Linked DNA regions of Homo sapiens: region 1 is linked to region 2. A link is a contact called in ENCODE Hi-C or POLR2A ChIA-PET data. All regions are on one chromosome and are shown on one strand. The core of a region is the stretch at or near the end of the contact, and the rest is flanking DNA. Distances in the headings are between cores, read along the strand shown. Region 1 has its middle 170 kb from the start of RDUR. Region 2 overlaps RDUR (RIG-I dependent antiviral response regulator RNA).

The links. A loop is a pair of places that touch in the nucleus more often than their neighbours do. ChIA-PET counts read pairs that join two places held with the same protein, here RNA polymerase II (POLR2A). Pooled maps may share reads with other maps.
Region 1: a loop to region 2 is called in a map of naive thymus-derived CD4-positive, alpha-beta T cell, with 4 times the contacts of the local background. The contact joins two enhancer-like sites. A Hi-C loop is called at or near these places in 3 of 168 maps with a recorded cell type or tissue (mammary epithelial cell and naive thymus-derived CD4-positive, alpha-beta T cell) and 7 of 50 pooled maps. POLR2A ChIA-PET finds 5 or more read pairs at or near these places in 2 of 52 experiments (OCI-LY7 and activated T-cell).

Annotation. Positions count from the first base shown.
Region 1 is chr3:102,112,148-102,116,229 of GRCh38, forward strand. No RefSeq gene overlaps it. Among named protein-coding and RNA genes, the nearest start is that of RDUR, 170 kb to the left of the region's middle. Within about 2 kb of position 2,289, at least 6 of the 41 ENCODE cell types and tissues checked have a DNase peak (open chromatin) inside an H3K27ac peak, as active enhancers do.
Region 2 is chr3:101,986,517-101,990,313 of GRCh38, forward strand. All of the region lies in intron 2 of RDUR (RIG-I dependent antiviral response regulator RNA), which reads left to right. Among named protein-coding and RNA genes, the nearest start is that of RDUR, 48 kb to the left of the region's middle. RefSeq lists an enhancer at 1,394-1,443. Within about 2 kb of position 2,300, at least 3 of the 41 ENCODE cell types and tissues checked have a DNase peak (open chromatin) inside an H3K27ac peak, as active enhancers do.

The DNA of each region.
Region 1 (4,082 bases), core at 1,039-3,538, 130 kb after region 2:
ATAATATATATATTCAATATATTCACTATACACACACACACACATCTTTTGCTATACTGGCTCTTTTGGAGGTAAAAAGAGAAAACCGATATAGTAGTATTCTAGCAAATGAATGCAGAAGTTGGGGTTGTGTGAGGGAAGAAATGAACATGTATAGAGTGTATGCTGTGTGTTTGGCATTTTACATATAAAGCATGACGTCTGTTTAGGAACCTTTCCTATTAACCCCCTCTTGTTACGGGAAGGGCCTAAAGTTAGGTGGTTGCAATTGAAGAAGGAAAAAATGGAAGCAGTAATACAAGCTCAGGTAACCTCTACATCTTTCCTTTTCTCTTTATGCCACATGTTAAGTGTTAAACCCTATATCAGATGCAAAATTTTGAAGAATCCCTAGTGATTTTGGATTTTACATAAAAACCATTATTTTCTGGCAAAAAAGTGCTACTTGAATAAATAATTCAGGTAAAAGCAGATTTATACTTTTGGAATAAATTGTGGACTTTTAGAATTAATTTTAGCTGAATATGCTACTTATGAGATTATTGTCTACTGAACCAGAGGAGCCATACTGACATTTATCTATGGTGATCTTAAGCATTTTTATGAATTTATGTTTTGGGGAAGACATCATTGGAGTAAATTATGCACCTCTGCTCTTTAGCTGTCATCTATAGCTGATTGCTTCTCTTCTGGTTTGTATGACCTGTTCCAAAGGCAGTTCATGTTGGAGATGGAAGAACAGAGTAAAACCCACAATTGGCCTCCCTTTAACTAGTCAAACTAGTTAACCCAGTTACCTTTACAGTGTGGGTGACAATGTTTTATGATATTTGAAGGATCTAAGGAAACAATAAATATGATAATGGGTGACATTTTAATGGAAACCTATTGTTTACACACACTTTCACCATACATTATTTAATTTTTATAAAGAATAAAAGAATTATCTTGAAAGTAGAATCTGACTTCAGTTGTGTTATGCAATGCTGGAATTAGCAGAAAAGAAGGCTTAGAGTTGTCCAGTTACAAACTTCAGATACAAAGGGTTTCTGACATAGTAGAAATTCTCCATCTCAACTTAGGAAAGGAAAAAACAAACACATGGACAAACAAATAGGGACAAAAACTGAAAAATGAGGAAGAAATTCCTTATGCTGAAGACTGAATGTCAGGAGGAAGTTTCAGCATTTCTTCCCCCATTTGAATTTACTCTTTGGAATGATTCTTAAATATTTAAGCCTGATAGCTAGAAACTGAAAAATCGACACTCCCAAGTCATGTGTAGATTTTTAAGTAGTGACTCTTCTCCTTTCAAGGTTGATGATGATGATGATGAAGTTAATGTTTACTGAGACTTACCATGGATCACATACTGTGCTGACAGGTTTACAGGAAATATGCCATAATCTTTCCAATAACCTGATTAAACAAACCCTACTATCTCCATTTTCAAACAAGGGAAAATGAAGCGTAGAGAGGTTAATCGACAGCTAGTGAGTGGGTGAACTGACTGGATATCAGATTAACTGACTCCAAAGTCTGCATATTTAATGATTATACTTTACTACAGGGCAGACATTAAGGATATTGTAGCAGAGTTGTCTGAACAAAAATGTCGCTATTTTGCAATACATTCTAATCAGGTGAGCTGCTCGGTCAAATTTCCGACAGATCACTATTCATGTTAGTGGCCTTTGTGAAGCAGCCTGCAACACCTCGTGTCATGCAAGCCATTCGGCTGAGTTCACTTCTCCACTAGACCGCTGAGAAAGCTCACGGTGCCTCCACGAGGCAGTCAACATGGCTCGAAGTGAGGAGGCTGAGCCCACTCAGCAGCAGCCCTGTCATCTCAATGTTTGGCTTTGTTGCTATTACTGGTCATGTCTATTTTATGGATGAAAAACCTGAGGTTCACAGAGATTTTATCAAATGTTTTTATTAAGTTGTTATTTTTGTTAGAGACCAGATGACAACATTTTGGATTTGAAGAAATTTTTGTTAAACATAAACAGCATGAAAAATAAAGGTCTCAAGACCTCCCTTGACCTTCCAGCTACTCTGGAAACTCAATAAACACTAGAACATTAATCAATCTAGATAATTTCTTTAAGAGTAAGAAGCTTTCTATATGTGGCTCTATTCTAGAAACACTGGGTTCTAATAGAGAAGAGATATTCCTCTGGAGAGTTTTTTTTTTTTCTCTTCTCAGAATGGTGGCTTCCTTTTTCTTGCCTTTTGAGAAAATGTGTGTTCTGTCAGCAGCTATGAGCACAGATCTGGGTGCCGATCAAGACTTTGACGTGAGGCCTGAGAAAACGCAGAACTGAGGTAAATAGTTCCAGGAAACACTATACAGCCTGTCACGATGTTCTGCGGTATTTCAAATGTTTTAGAAAAAGGTGAACTTGAGGTGAATATGAAAAAGATAAAGGTTCATTTTAGTCTGGGAAACAGAAAATTCTGGAAAGCAAAAACTGAATTTTTATTTTCAGTGTTATATAAGCATAGCTTTTTGCTTTCATTAAAAAGAGGAAACATTAGTGAACTTGAGTTTGGGGCACACGTCGAATAAAAGCTAAGTCTGTTATCATGAACCTCAAAGTTCTTCATCATTTGGCTTCACTGATTGCATTGACTACCACTCTCCCCCTCCCTCACAGCTCTCTTGTCAAACAGGCCTTCATTAATTTCCTTGTACACTTGCTTTAACCTAAGGAACTTTTGCATTTGCTGTTCCCTCTGCCTGAAGTGCCCTTCCTGCCCTTCACATAGTGGATTTATTCTCACCCTTCAGGTCACAGCTTAAATGTTGTCTCCTTGGAACACCATTGCTAGACCACCCTAGTCAGCCGCTGTGCCTCCCCTGCCCCTCCATCTTGTGTGCTCATCTGTGGCTCTCCTCTCCTTTGGGACACATGGGAAAAGTGTACTTTCTTGACACCCTTACAGGTGGGTAGGACTCTGGGACAAGTGTTGACCAACAGGACATAAAAGTGATGTGATGGTGCAGTCTCATTACCCTTGGTGTTGTCCAGGCATGAGAGCAACATGGACCAGATCCCCTGGCAATGTGTGGCGTATAAATGCATGAGTAAGAAAGCAAAACACAGAAAACACAACTTTGTTAAGACACGATATTTTTGGGATTGTTTGTTATTAAAACGTAACTGCTCCCATCCTATCTAAAACATTACCATATTTTATTTTCTTCAGAGCACTTTCTCCTTTTTGAAATCATTTCTCATTTATTTATTTATCATTAATCTATCCCCCGCCCCTACATTGTCAGGTACATTTGTAGATACACAATACACTAAATGATTAACTTTTCATGGGGTCTGTGGATCCTCATCAATCTCAAACAATCTTTAAAAAGCCTTTCAGAATAGCCCTTAGGCCGTCTGCTAACTACTTAGTCCTGAATCTGGTAAATAAAGAGATGTCCATTGATGGCCCTTGTTGAAATAGGCGAGGTGCCCATTACCTCAGTGCTCTCCCTGCCTCATCCATTTATCCTGATAGAGGAAAGCTGCCTAACTAATTCTGGAAAGTCTATAAACTGAGCAGGACCAGACAGAATGAATATTGTTTCCAGTTCCTAATGAGGGTCTCCTCCAAATACGTACTCTAGGAAGGAAGAAGGCATGTGTTTCCAGAGTCTACACAGGTTATGTTCTCTACCATATGTTCTCCCCCTGCCTTGACCTACTCATTCAGATAGACTGAATCAACTGACTCCTTCCAAATGGCACATACAAGGAAAGTTTGTGTTTTCTACCACGCTAAGAATTGAACTAATCAACACCTTTGTGATTTTCCTTTTTACTTGGAGTCCTTAGAGGCTTTGTTCCATGCCAGTCTCTCCTGGCTGCTATGGCCCCGGTGCTCTGGCTTCAAGGCTCAAGACTGGGTGGACTTTCTGGGCTCACTGGCTTCTGGCTCTGCTCTCCCACTGCCACTTCCCAAGCACCCCACTAGGCTCAGCTACCTGTACGGTTGGAGGTGATCTCTGAGCAAGTATGGGTATTGGTCATGCACTGCCTTCCAAAGATGGAAGAACCTCACATATGGGCGACACTACT
Region 2 (3,797 bases), core at 1,050-3,549:
CAGCATGGCACATGTATACATATGTAACTAACCTGCACAATGTGCACATGTACCCTAAAACTTAAAGTGTAATAAAACAAAAAAAAAAGAAAAAGAAAAAAAGAAAAAAAAATATTTTTGATCTACAGTTGGTTGAATTCACAGATGAAGAACTCAAGGATATGGAGGACCAACCACACTCTTTCCCTTCCTTCCTCTAATAGACTAATGTGAGACACAGCTTCTCTGATCAGTCTGTCTAGAGACATGCTGGGTAGCTGAGCAGGTGACCTCCAAGGGAGTGGCTGAGACTCTTCCAGCTCATTGTGAAGAAGAGGCCATTGTTATGCATTATCTCACATTGCTTGATGTCTTTCTCTGTCTCATTGTCCTTCTCCTCCACTCTTGTTGTCCCAGGATTGTACTTCCCCAAATAAAGGAATACCCTGTAATCTTTGCTCCAGTTTCCGTTTTCTAGAGGTCTTGGAATAAGGAGGAAGAAAGGACAGTCTATGCAGAGTGTAGAATATAGAAAGGAATGATCTGGGCTGAAAACATTTATGTTGGAGGTAGCCAGCGTCAAGTTTTGGAGGGCCATACTGAGGGCCATGTAGATTCTTTGAAGGCCTTTGAGCAGAGGAGTGACATGATGGAAAGTGGGATTTAGGAAGGTAGATCAGGTGGGAATAGAAAATTGGAGTGCTATGAAGTTGGGAGAACTGCAGGCAGAAAGACTAGTAGGATGAGTATAGGGCCAAGCTAGAGAAATGAAATGGCAGATGGAGAATCTTAACATGGCTTTAACTACCTTGGTGAACTAGGAATCAAGGTAATTCACTAGAGGTGAGTAAGAGGAAGATAAAGTTGAGGGGTGGATGGGGAGGAGAACTTCAGTGTACTCTCCTGAGGTCAGGTGGCATCATATTGTTTCTTGCTGGGCCTGGCTGTGTCTAGGTCTTCTGCTCTCCATCAGTACGAAATCTAGGGCAACTGCAGAATTTCTCGTTTCATGATTAGTTTGTGTATTATATGCAAATTGCCAAAAGACTGATCAGATATTTACATGGTCTATTCAATTTGGATTTTGTTAACTAAATGCTGTGAATTTTTTTAATTAATTTTTTTTTTGAGACAGAGTCTCGCTCTGTTGCCCAGGCTGGAGTGCAGTGGCACAACCTCGGTTCACTGCAAACTCCGCCTCTTGGGTTCAAGCAATTCTCTTGCCTCAGCCTCCCAAGTAGCTGGGATTACAAGCATGTGCCACCACGCCTGGCTAATTTTTGTATTTTTAGTAGGAACGAGGTTTCTCACCATGTTGGTCAGGCTGGTCTTGGACTCCTGACCTCAAGTGATCTGCTCACCTCAGCTTCCCAAAGTGCTGGGATTACAGGAGTGAGCCACAGCAAATTAAAATTAAAATTAATTTGTTAATTTTTGTTAATTAAAACTACTATCACAGAAACTGTTATTTACAGCACTTTTAATGAACAAACAGATAAGCCCTGTGGTTACATAGCAATTGACTTTTCTTCTGGCTGTGAAGCCAGAGTAACCACAGAAGAGTCATTTAGTCATGACTTTTGTCTAGATTTTGCTGTTCATGAGAAGGCAGAAGTGGGCTGAACAAGCCATATATTCATTCTGGACTTGAAATGCAGAAGTGTGTGCTCAGTTAGTTTAATTAAAAAATTTCTCAGTTAACATTTAAAAATATTTTTGAATATTTTAAAAATTTTAAGTACTTTATACACTGGCCAGTTATTGAATGCTTGAATGTTTGTTGAAGTTCCCTGTGTTCAAGACTGTTTGCTTCCCTAGAGGAGAAAATAATTAATGTTCTAAAACACAGCATGAACATATTTTATATGTTGAGATAGATAGGCAGCAATAAACTATAAACTAGATGAGATAGTATATCTACACAGCCTCTGAGTTGAGAAAAATTAAAGAATCCTTAAGTTAAACACACACACATGTGCACGCACACACACACACACACATACCCAGAAACACAGAAATGGGTCCCATAAGGAAAAAGGTAATTTATTGTACATGATGCTGTAGTTTCTAGAGACTTAGAGTGTTGTCTGGCTAGCGACTAAAGTAAGAGTCTGGTTTTGACTCCTAGTTGAGCACAGGTGCCAAGGTGGGTCATTTTTCAAAGGGTGGTGTTCTCATAGTGGTACCCTTTTTGTCTCTAGTGTTGAAGTGGTGATGTTGATGCTTCTGAGGAGATAGTATTTTCTCCCAGCCCCGACAACTGCGCTTGCAGAGATCAAGCCTGACCCAGAGATAGTGTCTCACAGCTTTTTGGCTGTATTCATTGGTAAAGAGTCAGTTGCTTGTCATCAGTAATAACAAGTTTCAGTTTCATCACAGGAAAATGTGAGCCAGGAAGGGCATTTAGAAATCAACCAAAGTTGGCTGGGTGTGGTCGCTCATGCCTGTAATCCCAGTGCTTTGGGAGGCCAAGGTGGGATGATTGCCTGAGCTTAGGAGTTTGAGACCATACTGGGTAACATAGTGAGACTGACTACAAAAAAAAAAAAAAAAAAAAAAGGTGAGAGAGAGAAATCAACCAAAGGCCTGTGGGAGACTGACCATTGTCATAGGTGGAAGGCTAAACAGGGTTGTGGGAGTTTCAGAAATGGGGGAGCATTGTAGTTTGAAGTGATGGAGGAGGGCCAAACAGAAAAATAAAAAATCACCTCAGCAGGGAAGCGTGAAGTACAATAAACATATGGATGAAAACAGAACAAGACATGAAAACTTATTTAGTTTTTAAATTTCTGCACACAGGAGAAAGTACGTGCTATGAGTTGGCTCCTTTCACCATACCAAGATGCCTATGCTAGAAGCTTTGAGTGCTGCTTAAAATATTGCTACAAGGTCATGCAGCCTCTGAAGGAGCTTCTTAAGCTGGCCCTAAGTATTATGTTACTATCTTTCTATGCTTTCTTTTTTCCCTGGAGAATAGGTTTAGTTTATGATCCCAACTCCTACTTCTCTGTAGATAATGCTTGCCTCTATTTCTCCAGCCCCCAATTTTCACCTGCGTTCAAACACTATTTTTAGCTGCCTTCTTAGATGCCTTCATTATTATGAACTCATTCAGAAATCATTGTGTCCAAGCCTGAATTTATCTTCCTTTAAAACCTCCCTAAGTTTCTCCCAGTTTTATCTGTGTAATACTGAAATAGTTTAAGTCCCTAAAAACATTCATTACCTCATCCTATACAATTTCCTTGAAATAGTTCTTTACTTACTTTGTTTTATCTTCCTTCCCCTTTTTACTGTCACCTTTAAAACCTCACATTCTCAAGTAATAACCTCTTACCTTATCTTCCTACTGCTAGATAGAGACTCTCCAAACATTATTTCTACTATGAAACCATTTATTGCTTTCCATAGCCTAAAGGGGAGACCATGGATCCTGAGTGGCCTACAGAGAGGTAGGCTCGATAAGAAGGAGATGGAGCGTGTTATAAAGGCGTCTGTCACCACACACATATGGATTTCTCAAGTTTCATATTGAGCTGGCTCAGTGCTCCATCAAAGTTGGAGGCAATGATTGAAGTCAGAGACCTGGTGCAAATTTAGAGACTTGGTGCAACCCAGTCAGAGACCTGGGTTAAGCAGCCTGGTACAAATTTCGGATAAATACGTGGTCTCTGTTGTACTTATCACACATGAAATGGGAAGGTGAGGAGTAAAAATGGGATTATGCCACTGCAGGGTGGATTTGAATTAGACAAAGGAGAGACAGCTGAAGAGATACAGGGCTGTGAGAACATGTATAAGTTAGTTTTTCCATTCCT